Linked DNA regions of Mus musculus: regions 1, 2, 3 and 4 are each linked to region 5. A link is a loop called in an ENCODE intact Hi-C map of the cell type or tissue named here. Cell type or tissue: left cerebral cortex. All regions are shown on one strand. Links, peaks and the distances in the headings refer to the core of each region. The heading gives the core; the rest is flanking DNA. Region 1 overlaps Endov (endonuclease V). Region 2 overlaps Gm11767 (a long non-coding RNA gene). Region 3 has its middle 7.5 kb from the start of Gm39484. Region 4 holds the start of Chmp6 (charged multivesicular body protein 6). Region 5 overlaps Baiap2 (brain-specific angiogenesis inhibitor 1-associated protein 2).

Region 1 (6,453 bases), core at 851-5,850, 490 kb before region 5:
CCCACAGTACCCTACACTGGCCTGTACCCAGTACCTCCTCTAGGCTGACCCAATGCCTACAGACTAATGACTGAGCTCAGGTTACCTCCATTCCCACACTGGCCCTGAGCTACCTGCAGGCTTTGTCCCTATGCATGCCAAGGCACTGTACACTGGCTCTTGCAAGTAGGGCATGAGGGAGCTATTGGCCTTCATAGCCATCAGGAATGAGAGGGGTTTTGACTAGAAACCATAGGCCCGGAGCCAAAGGATACACAAATGCTAATCTGGACAGCAGTTCTGGGCCAGCAGGCAACTCCTGGGTGTATGTTCCCAGCCACTTCAATCCAGATATGCTGACAAGGCCCAGTCCATAGGTGACCCGTCTGCAGAGGCCTGAGGACAGCAGCAGATGGAAGAGGGTGAAGGGTCATGAGGATCTGTGTGTCTTAGTTCAACCATGCTGTCAGAGGAGGGGGCTTCCCACACCCTTCCTTGACACTGGTGCTTTCAGGACAGAGGGCCCATTCACAGTGCAGTCAGTTTGGGCCAAGAGTCTGCGTCTATAGATGAGCGATTGTGGCTGGCTCCCATCCCATCCCCGCCACCGTACTCTCGCCCTTTGCTCCCCTGCAGGCTTCGGGGTGGCCTGCCACCTTGGTGTCCTTACAGAGCTGCCATGCATCGGGGTGGCCAAGAAGCTCCTGCAGGTGGATGGACTGGAGAACAATGCTCTGCACAAGGAGAAGGTGAGAAGGGCTTTGGGACTCCCTGTGACTCAACCAGGTGTGCCTGTGTTAGCCACCTCTTGGGGCACCTCAGCTCCAGCCTGGCCTGCTGGCACACCCTCACGTCACTGGTGTCTTACCCAGAAGCAGACCCACTTTTCCCTGGGCACTGCCTTCCAAGTGCCTCTGGACAGTTCAGAGCAGTGGCTCAGCTCTCATAAGCTTCCTGGGTGCCTCCCACCATGTTTGTCTCCCCTACTTCCTTGCTTCTGTGCCAGGATCACACGCACGCAGGGCCATGTCCTCCAGTCCCCGGGGACAGGGTTTCCAGGTTTCCATATCACACTAGCCACCTTCTTCCCTCCGTGGTGTTCACAGTCAGCCTGCAGACCCTGCTTACTGTCATTGTGACTGTAGTCCTTGCTCTGCCCCCAGTGTACCATTTTCTACCCTAGATCCTCACTTCATCCAGGGGAAGCCATTGACATAATGTTTATCCCACAGAACGAAGTTCCAAGAGACCTGACTGTCTCTTTCCTAGTTCCCAGGAGCCTGTGTAGAGAGTGAGTTATGTGTTGAGCTGGCAGAGTGGACAGACCCAGGTCCGCTCATGGCAGCCTGATCATGGCAGCCTGATGGATAGATGTACTGGCCCTCCCCACCCAGAAGGAAGGGGCTGTGGGTTGACTTGTGCCAAGCCCCTAGCTAGAAAGGAAGCTTTCAGGAGGTGGCAGCTTCAGCCTGGACATGGACTGCTGTGCCCAGTGTCACCTGTGTGCCCTCCACCTGCCTCTTGGGGCCTTGGCAAGCCACAACCCTTTTTCTAAGCCTCAGTTACCAGAGTAGATGGAACTTCATGGCAGCGACCTCAGCACAGTCACCAACATATTCAGTGTGGCCCCTGTGGGGTCTGGGAGGGCACCTTGCATCCCTGCCTAGGCCTTTGAAATGAAATTTGCTGGGCTGGGGCAGTGGCTCAAGACTTAGAGTACATCCTGCTCTTGCAGGGCCCACTCTGGGCTCCCAGCTCCAATGCTGCATAGCTGACGACCATGGTAACTTCAGCTCCCAGCAATCTGATGCCCCAGCTTCTCTGAGCATCTGCCCTCATATCCCCCACAGACATCTACGCATGCCCTGTTCTTAAAGATAATCTTTTAAAGAATCAAGTTTGCCCTTCAGCTGTTTGAGAAGGGGCAGTGGGTTGAGGGATGGCTCCATCAGCAAAGTGCTTATCCTGCGTATAAAGACTTGAGGTTGGTTCCCATTAGCCATGTAAAAAGTGCTGAGCATGGGGGCCGTGCTTGTTATGCCAGCATCAGAACGGCACAAAGGCCTCTTGGTGAGCTCCAGGCCAATGAGACTCCTTCCCGAAGAAGGTGAACGATGCTCCTGAGGATGGTGTATCTAGCCGACCTGCACTTTTGCTTGGGATTTGATTGTTTGTTAGTTTGTGTGAGATGGAGGTCTCACTGTGTAGTCCTGTCTAGCCTCAAACTCACAGAGCTCTGCCCTCTGCCTGTCTGGCGCTGGGACTAAAGGTGTGCACTAGCATTCCTGCGATACATGTTTTTAAAAAGGTATTTTTACAGTTTTTTTCTGTTTCCCAGATTGTGCTCCTGCAGGCCGGAGGAGACACATTTCCTCTGATAGGCAGCTCTGGGACTGTCCTGGGAATGGTGAGTGGCCAGAAAGCTGTGCCTTGCCCAGACTCGGGACCTAGGCCATGCCACAAGGCAGCTCATGCACACGTGCACACGTGCACACATGCACTTTGTGGGGGCTGGACCCTGTTCCCTACATATCCTGCGACCAACCAGGGTATGCTGTGTCACATTCTCCTCTGGCTACCCTCACCCCATGTGCCACCTGAAGATGCCTGAGGGCCAACAGCCCCAGAGTCCTTGCACCCTGTGAACTCCTTCCAGCCCTCCAGGACATCCTCACAGCCTCAGTCCTGAGGCTGGTCCTGCTCCACAGCAACGTTGCCCATCCATGCTTGTCCTCCTTCCACAGGCCCTGAGGAGCCATGACCACAGCACCAAGCCCCTCTATGTCTCTGTGGGCCACAGAATAAGCCTGGAGGTCGCTGTGCGCCTCACCCACCACTGCTGTAGGTTCCGGATCCCAGAACCTATACGCCAGGTATGGGGCTGTGGTGGGAGTGGGAGAGTTGTGTGTGTGTGTGGGGGGGGGGGACTGACATTGCCACCTAGTTGTTTGTCTTTTATTGCTGTGATGAGACACCATGACCAAGGAAATTTTTACAAAGGCACTCATTTCACTGGAGCTGGCTTACAGGTCCAGAGGTTCAGTCTGTTATTATGATGGGAAGCATGGCAGCATCCAGGCAGGCATGGCACTGGAGGAGCTGAGAGAGCTCTACCTCTTGTTCCAAAGGCAGCTGCTTCCAGGCAGTTAGGGTAAGGGTGTAAAGCCCACGCCCACAGTGACACACCTACTCCAACAAGGCCACACCTCCTAATAGTGCCACTCCCTGGGCCAAGCATATACAAACCATCACACAGTCTCACTTGGGGTGGGTCTCTGCAGGCATCTGAGGACAGATCCCCAGGCCCTTGATGAGAGAGCCTGAAAGCAGGACAAGTTGGACGCAACCCTTGGTCAGAGGATCTCACAGGGTCATTCGGTGGCTACATTGAGGAAGCTAGTGCTTGTGCCAGAGACACCAATTGGGACCCCAGGCCATGGCTCTGCCAGACACCTGTTACCTAAGCTGCTGTTCAGGGACCCAGAGGCTCAACACTGATTAACCAGTCATCTCACCCTACAGGAAAGCAGCATGCAACTGAGATCCCAACATGCACCTGTCACGTGGTGGTGCCTGTCCAAACCCTAGGTTGAGAACCCAGGAAAAACCACTCTTTAGAGGAGGCTAGGACAGTCCAGACTCTGGAAAGGCACTATCAAAAGCCCTGGTTCAGGAGGAATTTGATGCATTCGAGCAACTCAGCCACAGCAGGAAGCGTACAGTTCCAGGGCTCACTAGCAAGGGACTTAGAGCAGCTGCTGTCTACATCAGCTGTGGGACAGTTTTTCAGGTCACAACTCCATTCCTTCTGGAGGCTGTGAGGTCTTTGGGAGGTGTGAAGGAAGGGCTACAGGCTGGACTGCCCAGAGCCTGCCTAGGCTCAGCCCTCAGGAGAGCTGCAGGTGCACAGGATGGCCTCCAGGGGGCAGCAGCAGGCAGTGCATCCTGTGATGCTCAGCCCTGCTCCTGGAAAGGCTGCCCAGAGGTAGCCTCTGAGAATGAGTGAGTTCTTGTCATCCCCCAAGGAAGGCCTTCTTTAACTGAGTCCTCATCTGGGGTGTTACTGCTGTTACAGGTGCAGTGGTCTCTCAAGCCCCAGAAGGCCTTTCCCCTTCCATCCTGGCCATCTAATGAGAGCAAGTCAGCGATGCACTCCCTTAGCACCTGCAGCCCAGAGCTGTGCAGCCCCAGACCTGCATTGTTAGCCGTGATGTTTCCCAGAGTTACAGTGGTTTCTGTCCTAGCAAGTAAGGGGGCAGCCTCCTGCAAAGCACCTGGAGTACTGGAATCCAGAGCACACCTGTCACATGTCACAAGAGAGCCTCCCAAACCCTGGGCACATGCAGAGCGAGCACGTGATGGCCTAGCCTGGGAGCCCAGGTTGGCAGGGAGGAAGGGAATAAGGCTCTGTCGGCCCGGCAGGACGGGCTGTGGCTTTTGGCCTATCTTCTTTCCACTGGCCCCTCAGCAGAGCACCCTCCCAACAATTCCACTTCCCCAAAGTTCTCCAAGAAGGGCTTAGTGTCTGTCTTTAGGGTCTTCCTTCCCTCTGCTCTGGTGCAAACCCGGACTCTGGTACAGCCCAGGACATCCCACTGCCCACGGCCCACTTCCCTTAGCTGAAGAGCAGCTGCTGTCTGCAGGATTAGCTATTGCTGTCTGTGAGTCTTGTGATCCCAAAGCTAAGCTAAACCCATCTGAGCCGGGACCAGGGGCTTCCTGAGGCCAGGCTCTTAGAGGTGGAGGAGGGGGGTGCATATTCAGATCTGAGTCCCTCTCTGTGGCTCTACCTGTGGTCCCCAAGCCCTTTTTTATTAGCGTAACTTGTCAACCTTTCTGGAGATGAACAGGTGTCACAGCTGACACCCATCAGAGGGACAGCCAGTGAAAACGAACAGTCTGAGTCAGAGAAGAGGCTGAGCATCCTGGAAAAGCAAGAGGTCAGGTCCCTCAGCCTTCACCTCAACCCCGAGGGTCTCAGCATCTCTCTGCCAACTACACACTGGCGGGGCTGATTCCCCAAAGGACATGATGAGCCTGTGTGGGCTGCCCCTGAAAGAGTGGAATGTGCTTCCAGGCTACTGGGGATGGGAAGACATGCCCAGGGCCTGGCTTACACCTGTGTGTATCCTTCAGGCTGACATCCGCTCTCGAGAGTACATCCGAAGGACTCTAGGGCAGCTTGGGGTGGCTCCTGCACAGAGAAAGGACAGGTGAGTGTGGGAAGGACACCGGCAATGGGTTGTGTATGAATCCATCCTGTCCTTGATGCAGGGTTGTAGCTTAGGGCCACAGAGTGAGGCTGGGCCTGGTAGGGGACATAGGGAGGGGATCCCTCAGAGACTTCAAACATAGTAGGAACTCTCAAGAAACCCCACTCCTTTGGCTCAGCTGGCCCAAGGCCCACCTCCAAACGTGGTTGCTATCCGAGTTAGGGTTTTTGTTGCTGTGAGGAGGCACCATGACCAAAAGCAAGTTGGATTGGAAAGGGTTTGTCTTAACCTTCTGTGTCCTGTTCATCACTGGAGGAAGTCATGACAGGAGCTCAAGCAGCACAGGACCCTGGGGGCAGGAGCTGATGCTGAGGCCATGGAGGGTGCTGCTCACTGGTTTGCTCCTTGTGATTTGCTCAGCCTGCTTCTTATAGAACCCAGGACCACCAGCCCAAGGATGATACTGCCCACAGTGTGCTGAACCCTCCCCCATCGATCACTACACCCACAGTGTGCTGAACCCTCCCCCATCGATCACTACACCCACAGTGTGCTGAACCCTCCCCCATCGATCACTACACCCATAGTGTGCTGGACCCTCCCCCATCAATCACTACACCCACTGTGTGCTGGACCCTCCCCCACAATCACTACTCCCACAGTGTGCTGAACCCTCCCCCATCGATCACTACACCCACAGTGTGCTGAACCCTCCCCCATCGATCACTACACCCACAGTGTGCTGGACCCTCCCCCATCGATCACTACACCCACAGTGTGCTGGACCCTCCCCCACAATCACTACACCCACAGTGTGCTGGACCCTCCCCCATCAATCACTACACCCACTGTGTGCTGGGATACCCCCCCCATCGACCACTACACCCACAGTGTGCTGGACCCTCCCCCATTGATCACTACACCCACTGTGTGCTGGATCCTCCCCCATCAATCACTACACCCACTGTGTGCTGGACCCTTCCCCATTGATCACTAGTTAAGAACATGCTCTGGGGCTGGTGAGATGGCTCAGTGGGTAAGAGCACCCGACTGCTCTTCCGAAGGTCCAGAGTTCAAATCCCAGCAACCACATGGTGGCTCACAACCATCCATAACAAGATCTGACTCCCACTTCTGGAGTGTCTGAAGACAGCTACAGTGTATTTACATATAATAATAAATAAATCTTAAAAAAAAAAAAGAAAAGAACATGCTCTGCTCTAGGGGCTTGCCTGCAGCCTGATCTTAAGGAGGCATCTTC
Region 2 (6,453 bases), core at 878-5,877, 56 kb before region 5:
AGGTTCAGTTCCCAGGACCCCGTGTGTCTAGAGAATCTAATGCCCTTTTCTGACCTCTGAGGGCACCAGGCACTCTTGTGGTGCACACACATACATGCAAGGGAAATACTCCTATACATAAATTGAACATTTTAAAGACAGTAAAAAACCAAAACTTTATTTGCAAAGCCCTGCAGTGGCCAACAAGTGATAGTGTGTGGGGGGCCTCTGACCTGGCACCACCAGAATCTAACCCATGACATCAGCCCTGGAAGTGTGTGCGGGTGACAGCAGGCACAGACCTGGAACCCATTTGCATCACATTTCTGCTTAAAGAAAGGAAACAGCAGAGAAAAATGGCCGAAGTGGTGATGGAGACTCAGCTGAGGCCAAACTGTGGCAAACTTAAGGCTGCAAGCCCAGCTGGTGAGGAGCCAGAGCCCACAGATGGTGACTCAGACCGTCGCCTAGGAATGAAGCTGCTGTTGTGGCCCAATGTGGCCAGAGGCCCTGGGATCTCACTGCTGCTGGAACTGGGAGGGATGGTGGAAACTCCCTTGGCCCAGCCTGAGCTAGCCACAGGCATTTCCTCCCCTCTAAGTGCCTGCCAGGGGCTCAAAGCCTAGAGCCAATGAGTTCTTGGGAATGACTACCTGAGCCACAACCCTGCAGGAAAGGCACTTCTCGAGGATGCTGGCCCTGCACCCTGCTGCCAGCCCCACGCCCTGTTACTCAGCCTCTGACTGCCACCACCCTTGCTTTTGTGACAAGTGCTTAGAATTAGTTTATACTGTCCTCATTTCAGCTCGAGATCTCAGGGACATTTGACAAGATGAGAGCGGAGACTCTACTGGGCATGGTGGTGCTCATTTTTCATTCCAGCACTGGAGACAGGGATGGGTGGATCTCTGAATTCGAAGCCAGCCTGGTCTACATAGCAAGTTCCAGGATAGCCAGGGCTACACAGAGACCAGGTCTCAAACACACACACAACTTTCTGCTGGGCCAGTGGTGGGAGGCCTTGAGTCTGACTGGGACTCCAATGGTAGGAGGGAATGAACTTGGGCAAGCTGCCCTCTGACCTCACTAGTGTGGGAGTCCCCCAAGGCAGGACAGCCTAAGATCCCTTGCTTACAGGGACAATGACGTGTGGGAGGCTCTGTGCAGGATGTGGTGAGAGCAGCAACCCCAGGTTAGCAAGGGCTACGGAGGGAGGGTGGTAGTGGGGTATGAAGGTGCTGGTCCTCAGAGCAGAGCAGCGCAGAGCAGAGCAGGGTTAGCTTCTGTGGCTCTTCAACAAGCCCGTTCTTGCCAGGTACAGCAGGCATAGTTGCTACCTATGGGAAGGAGGTGTGTACTACCCCATCATCAGGCCTGTAACTGGGGACACCCACCCTGCCCAGGGTCACTGTTCCCCTTCCAGCACCCTGTGAGTGAGGCTCAGCTACTCCACCCCTCAGTCCTGGGGTGCTGTCAGCTGCAGGGAATGGCCCTGTCCGTGCCTGGGCTCTCACAGGTGTCTGTAAGGAGCAGGTGGGGACTTTCCCTCACCTCACTCATGTGTCTGTGTCAGTGGGCATCTGTCATGCTTCATCAAGAGTGAAGATTGCGAGCTGTGGCCAGGTGCAAGCCGGTTGTCTCCGGGCACCCACAATCTCCTTCCCACATAGCTCTCTGGGGTAGAGGCTGTGGCTCTTTTTTAAAAAGAGAAGACTCTTGGCCAGTTCCAAGAGGTCAGCAGGGACGTATATATGTATAATCAAAGCAGAATGGACCTAGTGGGTTATTATGTGTGTGCATATGTTTATGTACACATTAAATATGTAACAATGGTGATTAAAGGTCATGAATGTGGGGGGAGGAGTTGAGTTGGAAGGAGCAAGAATTAGGGGTCATGTATGTTCAGTGTTCATGTATGTATGTGTTAGGAGTCATGTATGTTTAGTGTTCACGTGTGAAGTTCTCAATGGAATAAAATCAGTCGTCATCATCATCATCATCGTCATGGACAACAGAGACCCAGGAAGGAAGGGGCTGACAGACTCCTCATCAGCCACCAGGGAAACCAGAACTAAACTCAGCAGCTGTCACATGCTCACCAGGCTGGCTATGGTTGAAATTAACAGGGGGAAAGGCGTGTTGAGGAGGAGCTAGGGAAGCTGGCAGCCTCCTGGATCCCTAAAGAGAGTGTAAGATGGCAGCCAGCTCCTTGCAAGTTCAGTTCTGGGCTGAGCATGTGGCTCAGCGAGACAGTGTTTGTCTCCGCCTCACAGCAAACTTTCAAGCCCAGAACTCCCGCTCCTAGCAACGGGAGGATGAAGAAGTTCAACCACACCGTAAGTTTGAGGCCAGTTTGGGCTACATGAGAGCCTCTTAAAAAAAAAAAAAAAAAACAAGAGGAACAAACCAATCCAACAAAATCCAAAACAGCAACAACAAAACACCCAGGGGAAAAAGAAAAAAAAAGACTTTGAAGTTGGTAGGCAGATGTCGCTGGGTGCTATGAAGACATCATGAAGCAGTATTTCCCAGGAGCACGGGCCTTATAGATGCACGAGCTGCCCCTATGTCCCCTCTCCAGGCAGCTACCGGCTTCCTCTGTCTCCTCTACCTGAAGGGAGGAGTTTTCCCTTTCCTCGGGAGACAGGGCATGCTATTGCTGCATTTCTCCCTTCCTAGGTACAGCCTGGTCTCACAAACCACACAACCCTGCACTCCCCTGCTGGCCCTTCGCCTCCTGCTGTGCGCACCTCTACTTCTGCCAGCCACCCTCACCTGTCCAGTGGCAGGGCTTCTTTCTTGGATGTGCCACCAGGGGGCAGTGAAGGGAACCCTCAGAAAGATGAAGCCAGACTCAGGCAAGGGTCCCAGAAGTGGCAGTCTATTGTAAGAGCCAAGGCCTGAGGGGGGCCTAGGAAAAGGCAGCCAAGCTGGACCCCCAGGAGCCAGGCGCTGGACCTCCCGGGTTAACAGCAGCAGTGGATGCAGTGCCCCGACCTGTCTGAGGAAACTGCCGGGTACCACCGCTTAATCCCAGTGTCCTGGAACTGTCCTGCCTAAGTGTCTGAGCATGGGGTTTTCTCCTTAGGATGTCTTGGAGCCCAGGAAGGCAGGAAAAACACCAGAGTCCCACACCAGCAGCTCCAAGGCTCAGAAAGCCAACTCCTCAGGCTGTGCACAAAGAATTTCGTTAGCTCCTGCAGAAAAACAAAAAAGACAAAAAACAAAACAAACAAAACCCCCCTGCAGCTTGGGGTGAGAGTCGACAGCAGAACCGAGGTGCTTGGCATCTCCGGGGTTCTGCCAGCAGTGGTTGGAGTGACATTTGGAAAGGTTGTACAGCCGACCTTTGGTTGGATAGGGGGTGAAATGTCTCGCATATTCTTTTAGAGTCATGGTTTCCAGGCAGGGACGGGGGCTAGGGTGGGGGACAGATAGTTTCCTACACTACTCTACAAACATCTCTGTCTCTCAACCTTGAGAGAAGTGAGCCTGCTGGAGAAATGACATTCCCAACTTAGCACTCCACCAGTTTTCCTCACAGTCATCTTCCTGTCTGACCAGACGTGCCAGGCTCACTGTCCCGGCTCTTCTTCACGCTCTCCATGTTAGAAAGGCCCTGCCTGGCAGGCCTTGCAGGTGGCTCTGGGTGGAAGCGGCACCCTTCCTTTTCTCTGCCTGGTGGGGAAGAGGCAGAGGCTGGTGTGGGAATCTGGCCAGTGCCTTAGGCAGTCCTGCTGCTTCCTTCCAGGTGCAGGCATTCCTCCTGGAACTGGCTCTACCTCAGCTCTTGACCAGTTCCCTCAAAATCATTCCTCACCAAAGCCCTTCCCCACACTCCAGGGGAGCTGTGGAAGGGCAGAAGGGCAGATGGTAGTTGTGCAATGGGGTGCAGCCCTGGTGCCTCTGGAGCACTCACCATGCCAGGGAGTCTTCTGGGTCCCACCGTGAGGGGACAGAGTCCCACTGTGTGTGCCCTGACACAGGCACTGTCTGCCTGAGGGCAGCCCAGTGTTGTGTCAACACACCAGCAAGCCCTAGCCAGGAAGTCCCTTCTAGGTGGACTTGATTCCCCAGAGAGCAGGAAGACACTGTATGTGGCTTTTATGGGTTAAGAGGAGCTCTGAAAACCCAAGAGCCAGTTGGGGGATTGGCACTGGGGTCCTAGATACCTGGGCCACACTAGGTCCCGTTGTAGGACTGTGGACGCGATGAGCCAGTCCTGTCCCGGTCTGCCCCTTCTGCAGCACCAGGAAGCTCCACACAGCTTCCCCTGTTTACATGGAAACACCAGGCATGTCCCGGGGACCTCCTGTGCTCTGGGCTGACACAACAGGACTGCTGTAAGGAGACCCTAGCCAGTCGTTCAAGCTTCCCTAAACTTTGCGCCATGCTTGGGGGAAGGGAATGCGGGAGGAGGGGGTAAGATTCGCAGCAAGACGATTTCAGATTTCAGAGTTGAAGACAAGATTTCAAAATCTGGCTTTAAATAAACACGGAATTAAAAAGAGAGAGAGCGCACACGGAGCCTCCAGCAGCCTAAATTAGCAGCAGTCAGCCCCGAGCAGGGAAGCCATCTGTGAGCATGTGGAGCAGTATGTACATGTCTGGGCTTCTCACTCTGGCAGGACCAGCTGGAGATGGGGGTGTGGTGGGGAAGGACCCGGTGGAACACACCAGGGCTCAGGGCTGGGTGTCTTTTGACTCCAGAGTCTGGAAAACTATTTCCTCTGCCGCAACCTGAAAACGCCTTTAGACACCTTTAAGGCAACTTAATTGAAGAGGCAGAGCAATAAGAGAGGAAAGGGACAGGAAAGCACCCGCAGTGAGCAGGAAGCTGAGTGACCACTTTGGCCTATGGAGGGCACTCTGCGGAGCGAATGGGCACAGGCGGGACTGCCTGTGCCTAGGCTGCTGCTGCCATCAGAGCTGTCACCACAGACCGTCGGTCATGCTCTGATGACAGATACCTCTGTTCAGTTCTCTTATTCACTTAAGGCACAACCCTACGAGCTGGGTGTGTACAGAGGCATGGGTGTGCCTGCCATGGGGTGGGCTTTCCTTGTTGCCAAGGGCACCGGATCTCAGAACTTAAGTTTGGTGTTGTGCAGGCCGCACCCCGCCCCTCCCTGCCCATTGTCCTGCCTCAGTCCACCCATTGTCCTCTGAATTCACTTGGCCCACTGCAGAAGGATTCGGTGCAAAGGGCCCCCCCCCACTGCAGCCTGTCACCTGCCCAAGTTATTTAAGTCTGCATTGTCAGTTAATATATTCTAATAGGCAAGTGGGTGACCGAGCTGGCAGACGCAGGATGACGCTGAAATGTAACAAGAGGAGAGGCACCCAAGGAAACTTGGAGGCTTGTTTGCGCCCCTGAGCTCACCCCCGCGCTACCTCCCACAGGCACCTGGAGTCACGCCTGTGTGATGTGCAGATTACATAAGGGGGATGGCTGCTGGGGAGGCTAACCCCCTACAGCGGGGCGGCAGGGCAGCGTGGGGAGGTCACATCTCCCACACCTCAGCAGAATGGCTCTGACTTCCTGGGCCTGCCTAGAGGGAGGGAAGCCACAGCTGGGAATGGGACGTTGTAGGCCCTGTGGCTGAGAAGACAGAGGCGGGGCCAGGAAACACTCTGGAAAGCCACAAGACTGTGTTCACACTTCATCCTCCAGCCAAGCGAGCGCACCAGGAAGGGTACCCCACCAAGAGAGTGTCCACCTTTCCTTTCTGCCACACTGTAGGTTTGAGAGGGAACAGAAGACGCCAGAACCAGAAATGGTCAGGTGAGCAGGGCTGATCTGTTCCCCCACAGCAGCAAGTAGGACCCACGTGGTGGCGGCTATGGAGAAGCTAGCTCCGAACCATGTCAGGTTAAGGGTAAACCTGAGGTGCAGTCTGGGAGGAGGAGCGGAAGGAAGCACCCACATCTGGGACAGCAGGAGAGAGGAACAGCTCGCTAGACCTCAGCTCTAGCAGGCAGCAGCACAGCAGCAGCACTGGCCCAGCTATGCAGCTATGCAGGGCCAGCTCCCAGCACCCTCTGACCTGCAGCCCGGGGCCCGCAAGCTCCTCTGCTCCACATTTCCTCATCAGAGCAAAGATCCTCCACGTCCTTTTCTTTCTCCTCTTTGAAGTGGTCCCAGGAATCAAAGCCCAGGGTCTTGGGTACCCTAAGTCTTCCCCTGAGCCCACCCAGCCCCAGCTGTTAGCCTGTTGTCTTAGTGATGCATTTACCACAGTTCGGGAGCCAGTGCTGACAGATCATTAACTAAAGTCCACAGTTCACTCAGGGTTCTCCAGATTTTACCTAGTGTCCTCTTTCTGTGCAGGATCCAGAGGGACTCCAGGGGACCTTCAGTCTTCCTGTCTCCAGGCTCCTCTGTGCTGCTGCCTCTGCCTTCAGCCATGATGGGGACATGGCAGCATGCGGAGCACTCTGGTGGGGGAGGAGGGGTCTACTGTACTGTCCCTG
Region 3 (6,453 bases), core at 814-5,813, 480 kb before region 5:
AGGATGAGAAAACAGGCAGGGGCTATTCTCAATGTCAACATGTGTGGCTGACTCTCCCTCCTCCCTCCCTCTGGTATCTTTAGTTGCTATGTCGCAAGCTGTCTGAGGATACCACTTTGAAGTGTCTGCTCCACCTCCCCAGACTTTGGCTGACAGCAGCCCTGTGTGTCATCATCGTAACTTCTTGAGACCCTGGGGAAGAGCCCCTAGCCCATCTGCTTCCAGTCTTCTGTCCCTCAGAAGCCACACGCCATAGTCTTTGACCTGAGGTAATTTGTTTGCCAAAGAGCTAAGTGACACACACACATTCTTCCCCCCAGACCAACCCATCTCCGTTGCCTTTGCTGACGCACCACCACAGGTCGCCGAGGGTAGCCCTCCTAAGCTTGGGTGGGGGTTTTCCGTCTTGACCTTGAGGTTCATTCAGGTCTGCACCCTATACGATTCTCCATCTCAACAAAGTGTCTGTTTTAATCCTGCATTAGACCCTTTAAGCTGTGTGCCCGTCCTTTCTACCCCAGAAGCCAGTGCTCCTGATGGTCTTGTGGCTCAGTGGTAGAGCACTTGCTTAGCATGAATTTGATCCCCTCGTCCTTGCCTACACCACCAAAACAGTTGAGATACAGAAACATCATTTTGGGTGCTTGTGGTGTCCTGTAACGTTAGCTAGTTTCCCCTGTCAATTATGTGGAGCGAGGCCACCCTAGTTGATCAGCTTTTACAACGATCACAAAACACTGGAGAGAACCGTGTTAAAGGAAAGAGAGGTTTATTTTGGCTCATGGCCAAGGGTCGCTCTGGAGCCTGAGGGGAGGCAGCATGCCTTACTTAGTCAGGAGCCACGATTGGTCTTGTGACAGCCAGAAAGCAAGGGAGTGAGGAAACGGGGTCCTGTGGTCCCCTACAGGATTATATCTCAAAGGTCTCACCTAAACCTCACCTCATAGAGGTCTTCCACCTTCCCAGAGTGCCAGAGAACGGGCAGGAAGCCTTCCACACCTGGGTCCCTCAGATGGTTCAGATCCAAAGGGCTGCTGTTCTGGGGGCTGAAGCTGAGGCTGGGGCCCAGTGATGGGGTAGGGGACTGTGCAGTCTGAGACTCTGTTGCCCCCTTTGGCTTTCATGCCCTAGGGCCCTGGCACAGGAGCAGGCACAGCAGCTTATGGTCTCCTCTCCCTCTAGGTTAGTGGGTCACAACCTGTGTGTGGGGGTGGGGGGGCACATGACCATGTCACATGAATGGCATATTGGATATTCTGAATATGATATATTTTCATTATGATTCATAACAGTAGCAAAATTACAGTTATAAAGCAGCAATGGAGATAATTTTATGGTTGGGAGTCACCGTAATTTGAGGAACAGTGTTAAAGTGTTAAGGAGGCTGAGAATCACTGCTCTAGGTGATCCTTGGTCCCTCTGATGCTCCTCCAAAGGGAACCAGGAGGAACAGTGGACTGGAGCCATGCAGAGTCACCCTGGTTTCAGTCAGACCCTCAGATGCAAGCTAAGCAAAGCAGAAGTGGGTCCTCAGGACTTCATGCAGCTTGGTCTCTGAGGTCCTAGGAAAAAGCCATGCTACCTCCTAGACATCCTCTTCCTCCGCTGACAAGGAACAGTATGATTAAGGCTCCATTATTAACTTGCCAATCTTATTTCTGGGGCACAGCCGCTAACAGCTTAGGGGACCCACTTGGCATATAACGAGGTCTCCATGACAAATTACTTGGCTATCAATTAACTATCTGGGGAAATGTCATGCAGGATCCGTCATGCTGGCAGGGGAGAGAGAGCCAATTAACCTGGAGCAGTCAGTCCAATCCATACTCAGCCTCCAGCAGGGCTGGAAATGAGGCGAAGGAGCCTGCAGGGGCCCACAGTGGGCAGAACCTTCCCACCACCCCAGACGGACACAGGCTCCGTTCCTTCGTTCATAACATGGTCACTGGTCATGTGGCCGAAAAGGTCTCGGCTGAGGGGACCAATGGTTGGGTTAGACCATCTCTGGGAGGGATAACTGCACTGCCAGTGTCCATTGCTTAACATGTGACCGCAGGAAGCAAAGGGTCACCCACATCCTCAAGGTAAAGGGGACAAACGGCAGAGCTGTGAGATAAAGGGGTGGATGGACCCCAGAAACACAGCGCTGGCGACAGAGAAGCAGAGAACAGCCAGGATACTGCCTACGGACAGGTTACAGCACACTTGGCACATGGGACCATTGGCAGCACACTGGCAGCTACCGGCAGAATCCTGGCAACCTTCAAGGCTCTGGGATGCTCTGAGTCTTTCTGGAGTGACCCACTGCACCTCTAGCTAAATTTGACTGCCTCCCTTGCTCTGGCAGGTGCAGGCTTGGCCCTGACTCCTGAAGGCCAGGGCGGGTGTCCTGGGAGTAGGACAGAGTCATCCCGGACGAAGTGCGCGACCCCCTCAGCTGGCATTATAAGCCACAAAGATGGAGGGCTCTGGTGACTCTGGGCCATTACTGCCTGTACCTTTGGAGATCTGGCTTTGCTTTTAGAAAGGCCCTCTGGGTGCTAGGGGTGCCCACTCAGAACAGCAGCCCAGACCCTGACCCACCACACCCTTCGGCTTTGTCCGCGCCACTCAGCCAACCAGTGATTGGCAGCTGCCACTGCCCCGCCCCCAAACCTCATGCCTATTCATGACACTGACATATGGCACCTCCGTGGGGGGCTGAAGGGATCTGCTAGTTGAGAGAGTGCAGCTTGTCCCCATTCGAGCCCTGCTGAAGCAAAACAAATGCAAGATGCGAGGGGAGCAGAGGCGGCCCGGAGGCGTGTGCGCGCCTGTCGGTGAGCCTGTGTCTGCACACTCGCCCTGCAGGGACGCTGCGAGGGGGATGCAGGGTGAACCGGGGAGGATGGAAGGACTGGGCCTTCAGAGCCTCCTGGTTCTCCGCCGTGGGGTCCTGAGGAATCTGGCTGTCTGCCCATTGCCCCAGGCAGGCTTACACAATGAATTTTCCTCTCTTACACTGAGCACTGGGCTACAGACCGTGGGGCTATACCAGAGGTCTATATCAGAGGTCTGCAGCCCCAACAGAAGCAGATCTTTGGGAATGACAGTTCTAGCATCAGTCCAGAGGACTCCAGGCTCAACCCGAGTCTTGTCTTTTTATCTTTTCATTGTGTACTGGGATAGTGTCTCCCTTTGTTGCCCATGGCCGGGAACTCCTGCCTCCGCTCCCAATTACAGGTGTGTACCACCATGCTTTGGAGGTGCTGTGGCCCACAGAGGTCCTGTCTCACGTCTGGCTCCTCTTCCATTACCCTCTTCCTGAGGCTGAAGAAGTAGGTTTGGCTTTCAGACATCCTTGGCAGGGATGAGGCTAAGGGCTCTTTTTCCCAGTCTAGGCCTGGAAACCAACTTGGTATGTATATCCTAGAAATGCCATTGGATCCAGGACCTGCCTGTCCTCACTGTGCAAAAAAACGCCTCTGGCCACAGCCCCTGCCCTGATGGGACGGGCCCAGGTTGATTGGGCACTGGGCCGACTATGTTTCAGGCACCGCTGTGCATTGAGGCATCTGCTGCCACCATCTCCGGGCAGATGGCTTCCAGTGAGCTAAGTGTGTGCGGGGGAAGGGGTGCCATAGGAACCCCTTCCCGCAGGGAGCTTGGGGGCGGGAGAGGCAGGCACCCGCTAGAGCGAGCAGGGAGCAGACCACATCTGAAGGAGAGGCTGGGACCACACGAGTTCTGAGTGGGGTAAAGCCAATGAGTTTGTGGAGTCCCTGCCCATCCTCGGAAGAGAGGTGAGGTATCTCATGGAGCAGGGTTAGCCTTTCCCAGCAAACCTGGCTGGGTGGTCTTGGGTGACTTCTTTCTTTCAGGTTCCCAATGCCTGACAGAAAACCATCCTCAGACATCTGCCAGCTCCCAAACTTGAAGCTTCAGTAGGATGAGGGTGTCACCAGCACACAGACACTTGTCTGTTAGGGGGTGGTACAGTGAAGACACACTGGCACACCCTACCAGGCTCACCCAAGGCTCCCTGAGGGCTAGTCTTTGTGCTGTGTTAGTTGAGGTCACGGTGCTGGGCAGGGTTCTTTACCAACTGTCCCTAGCCACACCGGCAGCAACTGGAACCACAGGGGCGAGGGGCTGCCCAGTCTTCTGGCCAGGACACTAGCTGGGGTCAGAAATCCACTTCTCTCCCGGCTATCCCCAAAGCCATGTCTACTGCACTCAGGACTTACAGAAGAGCCAGGAACCTCAGTTCTCAAGGAAGAGGTAAACAGAATCCATCCTGGAGAGTTATGGTAAGGCAGGTCCTCCAGGGGCATTACGGAGGAACTGTGGGAAAGTTGTCAAGGAAAGAGCAGGGCGCCAGCCAGCAGCCTTGCCAGCGTGTCCATCAGGTGCCCCAGGTCCGAAGGCCTGCAGCCAGAGCTTGTGTGCTTGAGGCGGCTCTCTTCATTCCTACAACCACCTTGTAATGGTTTATGTCTGTTACCTCTAAGACTGGGCTGAGGCAAGACTGAGGAGGTCTGGGTGGCACCTGGGCCCGAGCTTCCCGATGCAAGGCGGGGGTGGGGAGCTGGTCTGCCCCATGCCATCCCTAGCATGTGGACCTGTGAAGACTCTGTGTTCTATAGAGATGCTGACTAGTACCTCAGACGTCCAGAGAGGGCAGCATGTGGGCCTCCCCTTCCTCCCCTTCCCTCTAGGCCTAAGGAGGCTGCTCCTAGCTGGCCGAATACTCTCCCGCTCATACCAAATGCCTCCTCCTGCCATGACTCAGCCCGGCTGTTACTCAGCCTCCCTTCTGCTGGCAGCTGCCTTTTGTTTTTTGGATTTGAGTTTGTTTGGGGGTTTTGTTTTGTTTCTCCCCCCTTCCCCCAAGTGTAATACTGGCACTGAGCCAAGGCAGGGTGTCTCTCACAGCTCTGGCCTCTGCCTATGCAGGATCAGGAGTGGCTCTCCGGGTCACGAAGGCTAAAGGCAGAAAATGGTCAAACCCTGGGTCTAGTCATCTGGGCACTAGGGACTTGGTCACCTCCAGAGAAAATTCAGGCCCCACCCCAGTCCCACCATTGGTTCAGCCAGATTCTACAGTTTCTGGGGTATCCATCCATCCAAAACCAGCCTTCCCAGTCCATAGCAGAATGGACAGATGAGAGATGAGGCGCTGTGACCCTAGGATCCAACATGCCCTCGATGTCGTAGTGTGAATATCCAGAGATCAGAGGCTCTCTTGGAAAAGGAAAGGCCCAAAGTTCCAGCTTTCATAGAGCAAACGGTGTGTCCTGGAGAGTTGTCATGCCCATGGCTGCCCTGGGGAGCTAATGAAGGCAGCCTAGCCCCAAGGTTTCTCTGTCCTTAGGAGGCACCATGCCAGGCAAGGTGGCCCTGACAGGGATGATTCTGTCCTGGGACTGGGCCCACAAACAGAATGGACAGACAAGAGATGAGGCACTTGAGCTAGAGACCCAGTCTCTTGAAGTGGGATTGGCATCTCCTTTAAGGGTGACGGCCACTAGGTGAGGCGGGAGCAGTGAGAAATGACATCACATTTCTGTTTCGACTCTGAATCTGGAAGGTTCACCGAGGAGAGCATTTGCATTTAGGAAGGAGGGACTGGCTTGAACCTGAGGGAACTTGAAGAGGAGAAGGGATTTGCAATGGGTATCAAGAGACTTGCTGCTGCTCTTGTGGCCTCAGAGAATGGCCTGCTGGGAGGAGGGCTGAAAGACTTTTGCCTCCTGGACAGAGATCCAAGGTTTCAAGGTGCAGAAAGAGCTAGAGCCCTGGTGAATGGTGCCTTTGTGGTACCTCATGGGAGAGTTAGGTAACGGCAAACTGACATGGGGGTTCAGATAACCATGGGAGACAGTTCCACAGTGGAATAAGCCAGCTCTGCCCAGCCCAAACCTTTCTTGCCACCTGCAGTGTCTTCCCAGCCCTTCCCTCCTCTGCTACTCTGTGTCCATGTCTCATGCAAGGGGTTGGATGGCAGCCTCAGAAAGATGTATCTGCCTAGAACTGGGGCCTTACACAGATAAGAGTTCACAGATGCCACCAACTTACATGCCTCAAATACATGTTTCCCATCCATGGGCATGGACCCAGTCAGTGTTCCACATTTGCTGACCTTAAAAACCAGGGCACTCTGCCCCATTGCTTCAGTGATGGTCTGATAGGTGGGTAGCCAAGCAGTGGGGCCAATTCAGCAAACCCCACTGTAGCTGCAAGGAAGTCAGGGAAGAAGGGTTCCCATACATGCCTACTGAAGAAAGACAAGACCATTCGCTATCAAAGTAGCTGCCACCTTCTCAAAAAAAGGAGAAAAGATGCCAGGTGTAATGTACCCAGTTTTAGTCTCGGCACTCAGAGGCAGATGCGGGTGATCTCTGTGAATTCAGAGTTGGCCTGGTCTATGTGGTGAGACCCTGTCTCAAAAATAGGGGGGGGGAGATTTGAGAG
Region 4 (6,409 bases), core at 1,410-6,409, 79 kb before region 5:
TTCAAAGGCAGTCACCAGCACCCTTCCTCCAACCTAGCTCCACTTTCTAAAGTTCCCACACCCTCCCCAAATTGCACAGCTAGGGAGTATTGTGGGGGACACTTCACATGCAAACCATAACTAGTCCTGACTGGCTTCTTTTCCAGGCTATGTGGCCCCTTTTGGCCTGATGACTGAGTTTCAAGAACAAGCATACAGAGGTCCCAGAAAGGAACTTGTCAGCGTCTGTAACCTGGACACATGGTGGTCCTAATAATTCACTTACTCCCTCCTGAGTCAGCTTTGTATAGCTGGGCTCTGGAAAAACTTCGGGTGAGTGCAAGGTTGAGCTCCGTCAGCAGAGGGCGCTGGAACTGCAGGAAGCCCTGGAGGCAGAAGGGGGCTTCCTCTATGTCTCTTTCCGCCTGAGGGAGGGGGGTCAGAATTTCACTCCCTAGCCCCAGACCTCCTTTTGGGGCCCAGCACCCTCTTTTCTCTAGCACTGCAGTTCCCAGTGGACTCTTTTTACAGATCCTCAGCCTTTTTTGCAGAGTGTTGTTTCTGAGTCTTGTGTCCGGCCAGCACCTCTCCCCGGGTAGTCCTGCAGCTATCCTTCAGCCACACGCTTGGCTCCCCGTGGGGGCACAGCGTTCTCCCAGGCACTCAGCAGCTTCCCAAGGTCTCTTTCTTGGCACTTGCTGCTTATGTGTTCCTTGAGTTCCTGCACGCACACGCTTTGGTGGTTGCAGGTCTCTGGCCCTAGTGTCACAGTTTTCTGCACAGGTGACCAGTACAGCTTCTGGCTCTTTCTGAGACGGTGCATGAGTGTCAGCACAGAAGCAGTTCTACGAGACTGCAGTACAGTCCGACCTTGGCGGTGGGCTTGATTATGCTACTGGGCTTCTTGCTGCGGGATGCTGATGACATGTGGGCGTTGCCTAAGGAAGCTGCTTCCCACTGGCTGGTGATGATAAAGGGCCACTTAACATGGAGTCCAAATAGCTGCAGCAGGGTGACCATAGCAGAGGACCCATCACTGCACTGGGGCATTCACAGCAGTCACCAGGTCCTCAGCTGTAAGAAGGACAGTACTCCTTGACCTCTCTGAGGGGTCACTCCTGTCTCACAGCTATAGGACCAACACCACAGCGGTCAGAGCCTTTGCTCTGATGCATACAAGGTGACTGATGACTCAACTTGTACCTGGCCACAGAATTCCTTCCCATAGGTTAGGATCCTGGTTTGGGGTGTAACACAGTGGTAGAGCACTTGCCTAACACAGAGACCCTGGGTCCTGTCCCTAGCACCGGAGGACGTTGATGGAAAGACAGGAACCCTGAACTCTGGAGAGGACTGGACTTATGACATTGGACCTCCCAAATCACATGACCCCTCTCCAACCAGAGGGGCTTGGCCAAGAGAGCTGGAGACCCATGTTAGGGATCTTTTTATGACCCTGCATGTGGCAGGTTCAGAGGAGTCCGCCTTGAGGACCTCCATGGCCACCTTTTGTTGACATGAGGCCTATAGTTAAATCCTAGGGGTCAGGCACATGTGACATGGCAGATGGCTCGGAATGGGTATTGGGACAGTTCCTCTAAAGGACTAAAGCAAGATGGCTGTCATGGCACCGGCACGCAGAATCTCAGCAATCAGAAGCCTGCAGGTAGAGGGTCGAGAGTTTAAGGCCTGCCTGAAATAAAAAGGAACAAACACAAAAGATTTCATGCTCTAAGAACACACAAGGTTTCTGTCCTCTCCCCCTTTCCTGTCCCAGTCCTCTACCAGTGTGTGCTGGGTCACCATTGCTGTGATGAAACACCATGACCAAAAGCAAGCTGGGAAGGAAAGGGTTTATTGTATTTGGCTTACACTTCCACATGGTCTGTCATCAAAGGAAATCAGGACAGGGACTTAGACAGGAGGCAGGAGCTGATGCAGAGGCCATGGAGGGGTGCTGCTTACTAGCTTGCTCCTCATGGCTTGCTCAGCCTTCTCTCTTATAAAGCTCAGGACCACCAGCCCAGGGATGGCACCAGCCACAATGGGCTGGGCCCTCCCAAGTCAGTCACTAAATAAGAAAAATACCTTACAGCTGGATCTTTTTTGTTTGTTTGTTTTTGTTTTTTTCAAGACAGGGTTTCTCTGTATAGCCCTGGCTGTCCTGGAACTCACTTTGTAGACCAGGCTGGCCTCAAACTCAGAAATCTGCCTGCCTCTGCCTCCCAAGTGCTGGGATTAAAGGTGTGAGCCACCATGCCCGGCTCTACAGCTGGATCTTATGGAAGCATTTTCTCAACTGAGATTCCCTCCTTTCAGGTGACTCTGGCTTATATCAAGTTGACGTAAAATTAGCCATAACAGCCGAGCATGGTGGCAGGCAGATTTCTGAGTTCGAGGCCAGCCTGGTCTACAAAGTGAGTTCCAGGACAGCCAGGGCTATACAGAGAAACCCTGCCTCAAAAAACCAAAATAAATAAATAAATAAATAAGCCATAACAGACACACACACACACACACACACACACACACACACACACACACACACACACACAGAGAGAGAGAGACAGAGAGACAGAGAAAGAGACACAGAGACAGACAGAGAGAGAGAGAAAGAGAGAGAATCCTTTTAAAATACAGAAAACTTACTGGGCATGATGGCTCACATCTTTAATCCCAGCAAAGGGAGGCAAAGGGAAGCAGATCTCTGGGAGTTCAAGGCCAGCTTGGTCTACAGAGTGAGTTCTAGGACAGCCAGGGCTACAGAGAGAGGAAAATATCTTTAAAATAAGTAAGTAAATTTTAAAACCATATTTATTCTTAGCTTGTAGGCTGTATAAAAAGGAGAGGGGAGATCAAACCGGTTTGACTCACGGGCCATAGTTGCCAAATCCTGGCTTACAGACGGAAAGAATTCAGACATTTCCAGCTCTGTATTGGCAGAGAACTAGGAAGAATGTGTGGAAGCGCTTCCAGAGTGTTATGGTAGAAACAGAACCCTCCCTGGGCAATAAATACTCCTAGCTAAATGGTTGCAGCCAGCAAGGCACTGGGTACTGTGGGCTGTTGCTTGACAGACTGGGCCTCAGTTAGTGACTCTGGGATGTCAGGGCATCCTAGCACGGAGTAGACAAGAGTGGACAGAGAAAGTGGGTGATTTCAAGGCCATCTTGGTCTGCATAGCAAGTCCCAAACCAGCCAGAGATACCCTGGACCTGCACAAGACCTCTGTCCCACACCCCTGAACATGCCCTTGGTTAGGGCATGAGAACCACACAGGTCGGAAGCTCCAGCCTTCTAGTAAGTTCTGCCCCAGTACTGCCCTTTATAGTCATGTTGACCACAGGGACAGGGTACCATTACTGCGATTTTATGGGGCCAGTTGGCCCACAGAGCATTGGAGACTAAGATATGACAGCTAACCATCAAAGTCAGTGGCTGAGCCCGATTAGGGCAGCTGACTGTACAGAGAACCCTGGGATAAAGGGTTCCTGGCTAGTTAGAAGGCCCCTTGGAATCAAATCAAAACAAAAAAACCAACCTCTAGAAACTGCTTCTAAGTGACAGAAGGAGCTAGAACCCTAGGTCTGGTAGCCAGAGCCTGCCCCAAGTCCTTACCATGGACTTTACTCTCAGCCTCTCGTGCTGTTCTTAAAACCAAGTCAAGACTGGGAGCCTCTTATGCCTAAGGAGTCACAAGAGCCACTGCTGCGACACCGGAAAGCCCCCTCCATGCCTTCTGCCCTTGTTTACTGAAGGAGTTGGGGGTGGGGGAAGGGAAAATGCAGGCAGTTCAGGAATCAGAAGAAGCTGCCTGCCGAGGGATAGCCACTGGCTTTACTGGATTCATAATGTGTTGAGCCTGAGGCTAAGACTGAGCCCTTCGTTCAGAAAGGTGTAAATGAACAAGAATGCTTAGTAATTGGCCCAGCTGCTTGTACTGTCTGCCTCCCGAAGGGATATTACCCGGATGATTGCCGTGGGGAAGGAGAACTCCCCTCCTAGCAAAGGCATTGAATTCAGGACAGTGGCGCCCTTTTTGGGGCTGTTAGGGTGTAGAGCCCCACTCATGAGTGTCTTGTCCCCGCCCCCTGACTCACCAAGGGCCTACAGAGGGCAGGTGTGATCAGAGAATCCCTGGGGTTAGTGTGTCAGTCCCAGCAACCGGGCTGACTCAACGGTAGCCTAAGGACTGTCCACAGTGAGGAAACTAGGGGACGAAGGTGACAGCGCCGAATGGCAGGTGAACGCTGGTGCACACTTCTCAGCAAGCACTTGTAGGTCCAAAACACTGGGTGTGTGTATGTTCTGCGCCAGCGGGGAGGGGGGCGTCGGCTGGGCGGTTTTGAAAGTCAGGAAGCCTGATTTAGGCTCACTCCTGTGAGGTGCTCTGAATTAATCACAGTCCCATCTGATTAGCTGAAAGGCCGAGGGAGGGCGTTCGCATCGCCTAGTAAGTCCAGCGGTGCGCTGCGCTAGGGACGAAGCTGCTTCGCGTTCTGAGGCGCGTGGCTCCGCGCGGCCGCCGTAGGTCGGGCGGAGTACGGTGGCCGCAGAGCGGCGGCTGCGACGGGTTCGGCCGGCCGGCGCGGGGCCGCCATGGGCAACCTGTTCGGCCGCAAGAAGCAGAGCCGAGTCACCGAACAGGACAGGGCCATCCTGGTGAGGGGCCTACGGCGGGCAGGGGGCCGGGCCCCGTGGGGGAAACTGAGGCGGGAAGCGGAGCGGGCCGCGCTTCCGGTGCCATGGCGCGCCCAGCTGCAGACTCCTGGACCAGCCCCGGCTCGGCCCGGAAAGACCGGGATTGTGTCTCGGGGCTGAGCGCCGATCCGTGAGAGAAGGTGCCAGGAAGGAAGCCTGTGGCCTTGGCCTTGGAATCCCAAGCCATAAGTTATTGAAAGTTCCTAGAAAAAGCCCCCAGATAAAGATCCCGTGGGCGTGGCTTTCACTAAAAGTCTCAGCGTGATTCTTACTGGGAAAGGGTGCTCGTCCCCCATCTCTGCAGCCTCTGTGTGAGCTGGAAGCCCCCGAGACACTCGTGTCTCAGGACACCGCCCTCCATCTCTAAGTAAAACTGTCACAGAGGTGGGTCCTGCGGACAGGACACACCTTGTCTGCTCCTCTGTGGAATTCGGAGGCTCAGGACACCACTGTCAAGCACACATCTGAACAGTCCCAGAGCGCCAGGCACCAGGAAGGAAAGTGCCTAGCTCCAGGTGCTGCTGCTGCCACTGCCTGACCTGCTCAGATTGCTTGGTCTCCAGAGGCACAGTCTGGCCATCCTGCAGCTCCATTTGGTGCCCCTGTCTCCCCAGGCAAGATGCCTGATGCTTTGTAAACAGCTGGCAGAAATAACCACCCGAGAAGAGCATGGGTAGCCTAACTCAAGGTCTCCAAACCTAAAGGGTGGAAATAGTGAGCACTCTCTGTCATGCAGTTGATGCCCACCGTGGGGCAGACCCTGTAGAGGACACTGGGTGAAGGTGGGAGACCCAGAACCACACCCAGGCCCATGCTCAAACACACACACACACACAAAACACGCTAGCAGAGCTCCCCAGCTAGCCTGTTCTCCTAGGTAACCTACAGTCTATGGTGAATGGTTTCTCACTAACTAAACCTTAAAGGTGCCCATGGCCTTCACTTGAAATAGTCTGCCTCAGGGTTTCATTCTGTGTGTGACATGTGCCCAGGGCCTGTACCTGTTCATCATGGCTCCGCCTGAAGGGTCGGCATTTGGACACAGAACAGAAATGGGCTGAACAGGAGGACTGAGCGCACTTGGCTAGTGGCTGGGGAGGGGGAGGCAGAAGATGTCAACTTCAGACCCTTTGTTACATTTGAGCCTCCCAGGGCCTGGTGGCCACAGCAGTGACCCACAGAGTTCAGGCTGATCACAGCCTCATCCTCCTGTGACTGAAGAGGATGAAAGTCTCCTCCTCGGCACAGTGGGCCTTGGCTTGGGGCAGGCCAGTTGCAACTGCATTGTAAGGCTGGGGATGTTTCTGGATGTTGCTCCATATCTTTGGGTGGCAGAGGCCACTGCTGGGCAGGGTTACCTGGCCCTTCCTGACCATGCTGGTGAGCGCCTGGCAGAAGGACCCGCTGACCAGCCTGCACTCTTGCTCTCTCCCCAGCAACTGAAGCAGCAGAGGGACAAACTGAGGCAGTACCAGAAGAGGGTCACGCAGCAGCTGGAGAGGGAGCGGGCCCTGGCCAGGCAGCTGCTGCGGGATGGCAGGAAAGAGTAAGGGGCACTTCCTTCCCCGGGCTAGCATGGTGTGTGTGTGTGTGGGGGGGGTGCTTCCCTGGGGCTGAGCCAGGGCCAACTCTGACACCGTGGCTTTCCCCTGCAGACGAGCCAAGCTGCTGCTCAAGAAGAAGAGGTACCGGGAGCAACTGCTCGATAGGACAGAAAACCAGATCAGCA
Region 5 (5,000 bases), core at 1-5,000:
ATGCCATTTTAAATGGCCCGATGCCAAGGTACTGGCAGTGCAGGCCCGGGTCGTGTTTTCTACTCTGCTCTCCGGAAAGTGTAGCCGTCGCATCACACTGGAGTGCTCGGCTCACTCCAGTGATGAGGAGACTAGACCCCTGCAGGCTCACACCACCCATCCCCTGTCCTCTGCTGTCTCCCTTGCATGTTGACACTTCACTTGGTCCAGATTTCCAGGATCTTCCTGGCAAAATTGTGGGCTGTCTGAGAGGAGCCGGTGGCCTGGAAAAGGAGGTCAGGGAAGTCGGTTGTTATTCCTAGACAGAAGTGGCAGCCACATGTCAATGGCAGGCTTCGCTGTGCTGCTGCCTGCTGCCTTAGGACCTTCTCCCAGGTCAGGCTGAAGCTGGTGATGCCATCCCAGGCTGGTATGTGGTCCAGGGCTCTAGCTGCACCCCCCTCAAGCTGGGGATTTTAAAGTCCTTCTAAGTGCACTGCTCTGATGCTCTGTCCCCTCCCCTTTTCATGGACCACCCCTAGGTGCAGAAGTGTGACCTGTGAGGTTACACTTATTCCTGGGGGTGCATAAGTAAATGGAAATCTTAAAAATAAGACGCCATGCTCTCCTAACTCAGGCTGTCAGACCCTGCTAATGAGGCCGGGCCCCACACCGGTGCCCTGTACCCCAGGGAGCTGAAAGCCTCTGTAAAGGTAGTGCGCAGCCTACAAACCCAGAAACTGCTGCTGGTGGGCTGGCTTCAGGCCTCAGTTTGGAAGGTGCTGTTCTCAGGGCAAGGAGACCCAGGGGGCCTTGTGGCCTGGTTTATGCTGATGTCCTAGGTGACCGTTCCAAGTGGTGCCTCTTTTCTGAAGTCCCAAGATAACGAAATGATGCAGATTATCACTGGCACCTTCTCTCTCCTGTCACAGCACCTCGGCTCTGCTTGTAAGACTCTGCTGCTGAGCCCTTTTGCCTGTTGTTGTCCTTGAGAAGTCTCTGGAAAGGGCAGTGGCGCAAGGGTCCACCCTAGCCTTCAGAACCTTGACTGTTCCTTAGCTGGCCACCAAGCTGAGACGTACGTGTGTGTGTGTACGTGTGTGTGTGTGTGTGTGTGTGTGTGTCCGTGTGTCCATCCCTGTGCCAGAGGAACAGGAGTCATAGGAGGAACTCTACTCACAGCCTAGTTCAGCCCTGAAGACCAGAGAGCCCCAGCACCAGACAGTTGATGCCTGGGATGGAATGAGTGGGATCCAAGAGGCCAGTGCTAAGCCCTATATGGTGACTGGCAGGTGTGCTCCTCTCCTGGAGAATAGCCCACTCCTTCCTGACCCAGAGTATGTCTGGTCTCATCCCACCACTCTTCTCTAAAGCTTGGGAAGGAGCTCACACCCAGGCTGAGCCTCCTCCAAGACTCCCTGGAGTCCTCCCAGCACAGCTCCTGTGGGGGCAACAAGACTCGTGCCCCACCCCCTACTTCCCAGAGGACCCTGGAGTGCAGGGGAGGTTCAGGGAGCAGGAAGCCCTGGTAGGCGCATGTTGCATAACCGAAGGAAAAGTACTTGACGCTGTGGAGGAGAGAGAAGAGAGAAGAGGATCAGAGAGGGAGGAGGGAACGCGCCCCCCCCGCCCCCCCCCATCACAGCAGCAGAACCCACTGTCAGGCTGGAACACCACTCTCACCTGCTATTTTGACTTCTCTTGTTACAATAACTGTCTTGAGTCCCACCTGGCAGACCTTATGGCTGGGCCCTGCTGCCGCTTGAGAGGACCAAGACCTATTCTCAGGCCTTCTCAGACTGGTCCTGTCAGTGGGGAGGGCAGGAGTTTAGTGTGGGGCTGCAGGGCAGAAGCAGCAATCTGTGTAGGTTTGGTGGCAAGGGTGTGAGTATGGCAGGCCTTGACCTTGGAGAGATTGGTGCTGGCTGGTAGGCAGAGTTGGCACCGATAGCCTCGGTGGAGACCAGCCCCCACCCAGCTGGGCTTCCCCCTCTTCTGTCCCTCCAGCTGAGCCTTGTGTGGGGAGATGCTAAGGGAACAGCCTGCTCCAACCCCCTCTGCCGCCCACAGCTCAGCCGCCCACCCACGCTGAGTCAGAGCTCCGCCGAGGTGGCTGTGAGTCAGCTGTGAGCACCCTGGCAGCTCAGGCCTGCCCCCTGCTGGAAGACAGTCGCCTTAGGAAGCGCTTCTGCAACAGCTGCTCCAGGCTGGTGGGAGTTCAGCCTAAGAGGGGTGGGCGCAAGAGATGCACTAGAGAGGCGTCTGCGTATACCTGGGTGTAAATAGACCCTTCCTTGACACTTGGGCAGTTTGATTATCATAGTAAGGTTTAGCTATGAAACCAAGTTCCACACACATTCTTATAGCATAGCTCTGTCCAGTGGTTTCTGTTGGTGTGGATGGCTTCTATCTATTGATTGAGGCTTTCTTTCAAATTGTAAACTACATATAACTGATACAAGTCACTGCCACGGACCACCCCAGCCAAGTATGGGGGTCCCTAGGATGTGGGTTCTCTAGGCAGGTGGATAAGGATTCAGCAGTGACAAACAGAAACAAACACAGAGGCAGGAGCATTCTCTTAGGTTGGTTGGTTTTAAAATGGCAAGATCTCAGGGATTCTAGGTGAGCCTCATTCTCTATATCGCTGAGGAGACCCTCAGGAGTGCTGGGAATGCTGGTGTGCAGCACACACCTCTGTGCCAGGCTGAGGTGGAGCCCAGGGCATCTCCTGTGCTATGCAGGCGCCTACCACTGAGCTATACACTTCCAGTTGGAACGTCTGTCTTCATGGTATGTGTCAGCACATCCACCCATCCCCAAAATCCCTTTATCTTTACAGTTTGTGACTATCCCCACTAAATGTCAACTGCCAAATGTCACCTGATACCACCTTCTCCCTGGTCCCTGTGAAGTTGACATCCCTGGACTCTCTGAATTCCCCTACCCCTCTGTCTTGGCACATTCAGAATAGATAGTCAGGTCTGGAGGTTGCACTGGTCCTGGGCTTTTTGACAAGAACCTTCCTGGGTAGGTTATGTTTCCCCCAGGAAGCTCAAGAGTAGTTGGGACAAGACCGCTGTTGGTGGCCAGAGAAGTACCTGTGACCTCAGGGGCTTCAAAGGGATTGCGTCTTTAGATGGGGCTTGGGGAAAGCAGTGCTCTCAGAATCCTATGGAATCATTTGACCACATATCTCTCTTGAGCCCAGAGTATCTTGAGGATTGAGGGGGCTCCCAAGGCCACCCAGATTGGATGCCCAGGTGAAACCCAGATAACCCAGATGAAAAGGCGAGGGATAGGTCATTTTTCAGTTCATGCTCTATGGTGAAGACCCCTCACCAGGCACATGCTATCCCAGGGATAGTGATCCATATGTCTTTGATGAAGGCCTCTCTTCACCTGCATATGATATTCATGAAACAATCTAAGGCTTGCTCACCTGTTCCGCTCTCCACATCCTCAGTGGTGGGTGCCCATGCTCTCTCTCCAGCAGCAGGCTTCCCTGGGTCTCCTCAGTCAGTATCTCTTGAGACCATTCTATAGCTGCTGGAGCTACGACTCTGAGGCAAAAGAAACTGTAGGTGACAGGAGCCTCAGTAGAGCCAGGGCATGGGAGCGTACTGCAGGAGCCCCCCCCCCTCTTACGCTGACATTTCTATGCTTCATGGAGCTGAAGCCTGGAAGGGATGGCCTGCCACTGGTACCTTTCCTTCCCCTTCTCAGGAAGAAGTCCAAGGAATGCTGGGATTGATGGCACACGCTTGTAATGCCAGCATAACAGGCAGAGACAGGAAGATTACCTCATGCTCAGGGCATAACTAAGACTTATAGTTCAAAGCTAGCCTGCCTACATGGAGGCTCAAAGATAGATTTGTATGGGGACTGGGGGATGGCTCAGTGGATAAAGCACTTGCCATAGAAGTGTAAGGACCATAGTTCTGATCCCTAGCACCCACAAAAATGCCAGATAAAGCATGGCAGCAGGTACCTGTTGTCCCGGCACTTGGGAGGTGGAGACGTCTCCCCAGGGCAAGCTAAGCTCTAGGTTCCATGAGCTCCAGGTTCTGTGGCAGACCCTGCTTCAGTAGAAAGTGACCAAGGAAAGCACCAGTGTTGGTTTTTGGCTCCATGTGCACGCTTCCCGTCTGTTCACAGTGCATGTTTGTAAGCCTGGAGATCCTTCCACCTGGAGATGTCTCCACGGGACAACCTCCTGGGCAGCATGGGCAGGCCTGCAGGGATGGCTGGATAATTTGCCCAAACCCAAGCAGGATCTGCCGTGTGCTCACTGACCTGTTTCCTCTGTATCCTGTCCCCAGTACATCGATGCCATCAGCAATAAGCAGGGCGAGCTGGAGAACTACGTGTCTGACGGCTACAAGACAGCACTCACTGAGGAGCGCAGGAGGTTCTGCTTCCTGGTGGAAAAGCAGTGCGCTGTGGCCAAGAACTCTGCTGCTTACCATTCCAAGGTGAGCTAGGACTGTGGGCTGCTGGGCCTTCCTGCTCGGTGCAGGCGGAAACTAGCTGTTCACAGAGCCAGACTGTCTGTGAGTGTCTGAGCTCCCAGAGTGGCCACTAATAGTGGGACTGCCATCCTTGAACACCTCAGGCTGAGGAACAGAATTCTAGAGGAAGAATTGCCAGGTCAGAGGGCATGACATTTTAAAGGCCTACACTAGAAATTGCTGGATGATTTAGGAGACTGTCTGCTGAGGAGAGTCCAGGCGTGGGCTCTGGGAATTCTTTGGGTTTTTTTGTTTTTTTTCGAGACAGAGTTTCTCTGTATAGCCCTGGCTGTCCTGGAACTCACTCTGTAGACCAGGCTGGCCTCCAACTCAGAAATCTGCCTGCCTCAGCCTCCCAAGTGCTAGGATTAAAGGCGTGCACCACCACGCCCAGCTTGGCTCTGGGAATTCTTAAATCACTGTTGGCTTTTCTGCTCTAGCTGAGGTCTAGACTGATGACATTCTAGGGAGGGAGGAACACAGTCCCCCGGGCTCTGGAAGGGTTGGCTT

The links. A loop is a pair of places that touch in the nucleus more often than their neighbours do. Peaks named below come from ENCODE experiments on the same cell type or tissue, not always from the same donor. Only the 100,000 strongest peaks of a DNase experiment are listed, where the experiment ranks them.
Region 1: a loop joins it to region 5, with 4 times the contacts of the local background. A loop is called at or near these places in 12 of 42 quality-filtered maps.
Region 2: it touches region 5 in a loop (5-fold over the local background); 29 of 42 quality-filtered maps call a loop at or near these places.
Region 3: a loop joins it to region 5, with 3 times the contacts of the local background. A loop is called at or near these places in 8 of 42 quality-filtered maps.
Region 4: it touches region 5 in a loop (5-fold over the local background); 30 of 42 quality-filtered maps call a loop at or near these places.

What each region holds. Positions count from the first base shown.
Region 1 is chr11:119,499,976-119,506,428 of GRCm38, forward strand. It overlaps Endov (endonuclease V), which reads left to right. Exons shown (of 9, transcript NM_001164636.1): 5 at 616-728; 6 at 2,318-2,386; 7 at 2,724-2,852; 8 at 5,116-5,192. Among named protein-coding and RNA genes, the nearest start is that of Endov, 12 kb to the left of the region's middle. In left cerebral cortex, for the core only: a CTCF peak has its summit at 3,889 (motif pointing right); a DNase peak (open chromatin) is centred at 3,907.
Region 2 is chr11:119,932,874-119,939,326 of GRCm38, forward strand. It overlaps Gm11767 (a long non-coding RNA gene), which reads right to left. Exons shown (of 5, transcript XR_001780400.2): 3 at 6,289-6,417; 4 at 2,755-4,252; 5 at 137-1,316. Among named protein-coding and RNA genes, the nearest start is that of Baiap2, 7.0 kb to the right of the region's middle. In left cerebral cortex, for the core only: a CTCF peak has its summit at 2,784 (motif pointing right); DNase peaks (open chromatin) are centred at 2,130, 2,803, 3,700, 4,581 and 1 more place; H3K4me3 peaks cover 1,123 bases; H3K27ac peaks cover 3,864 bases.
Region 3 is chr11:119,512,454-119,518,906 of GRCm38, forward strand. No RefSeq gene overlaps it. Among named protein-coding and RNA genes, the nearest start is that of Gm39484, 7.5 kb to the right of the region's middle. In left cerebral cortex, for the core only: CTCF peaks have their summits at 2,820 and 4,653; DNase peaks (open chromatin) are centred at 2,750, 3,623 and 4,747; H3K27ac peaks cover 4,141 bases.
Region 4 is chr11:119,909,297-119,915,705 of GRCm38, forward strand. Chmp6 (charged multivesicular body protein 6) reads left to right here and starts at 4,514. Exons shown (of 8, transcript NM_001085498.2): 1 at 4,514-4,641; 2 at 6,117-6,226; 3 at 6,336-6,409. The coding sequence starts at 4,579. Gm39485 (a long non-coding RNA gene) reads right to left here and starts at 4,516. Exons shown (of 3, transcript XR_003949830.1): 1 at 4,080-4,516; 2 at 1-1,672. In left cerebral cortex, for the core only: a CTCF peak has its summit at 4,419; DNase peaks (open chromatin) are centred at 2,929 and 4,467; H3K4me3 peaks cover 1,690 bases; H3K27ac peaks cover 2,056 bases.
Region 5 is chr11:119,989,395-119,994,394 of GRCm38, forward strand. Baiap2 (brain-specific angiogenesis inhibitor 1-associated protein 2) reads left to right here. Exons shown (of 14, transcript NM_130862.4): 7 at 4,302-4,454. Among named protein-coding and RNA genes, the nearest start is that of Mir3065, 23 kb to the right of the region's middle. In left cerebral cortex, for the core only: CTCF peaks have their summits at 2,135 (motif pointing left) and 2,342; DNase peaks (open chromatin) are centred at 1,463 and 2,056; H3K27ac peaks cover 3,553 bases.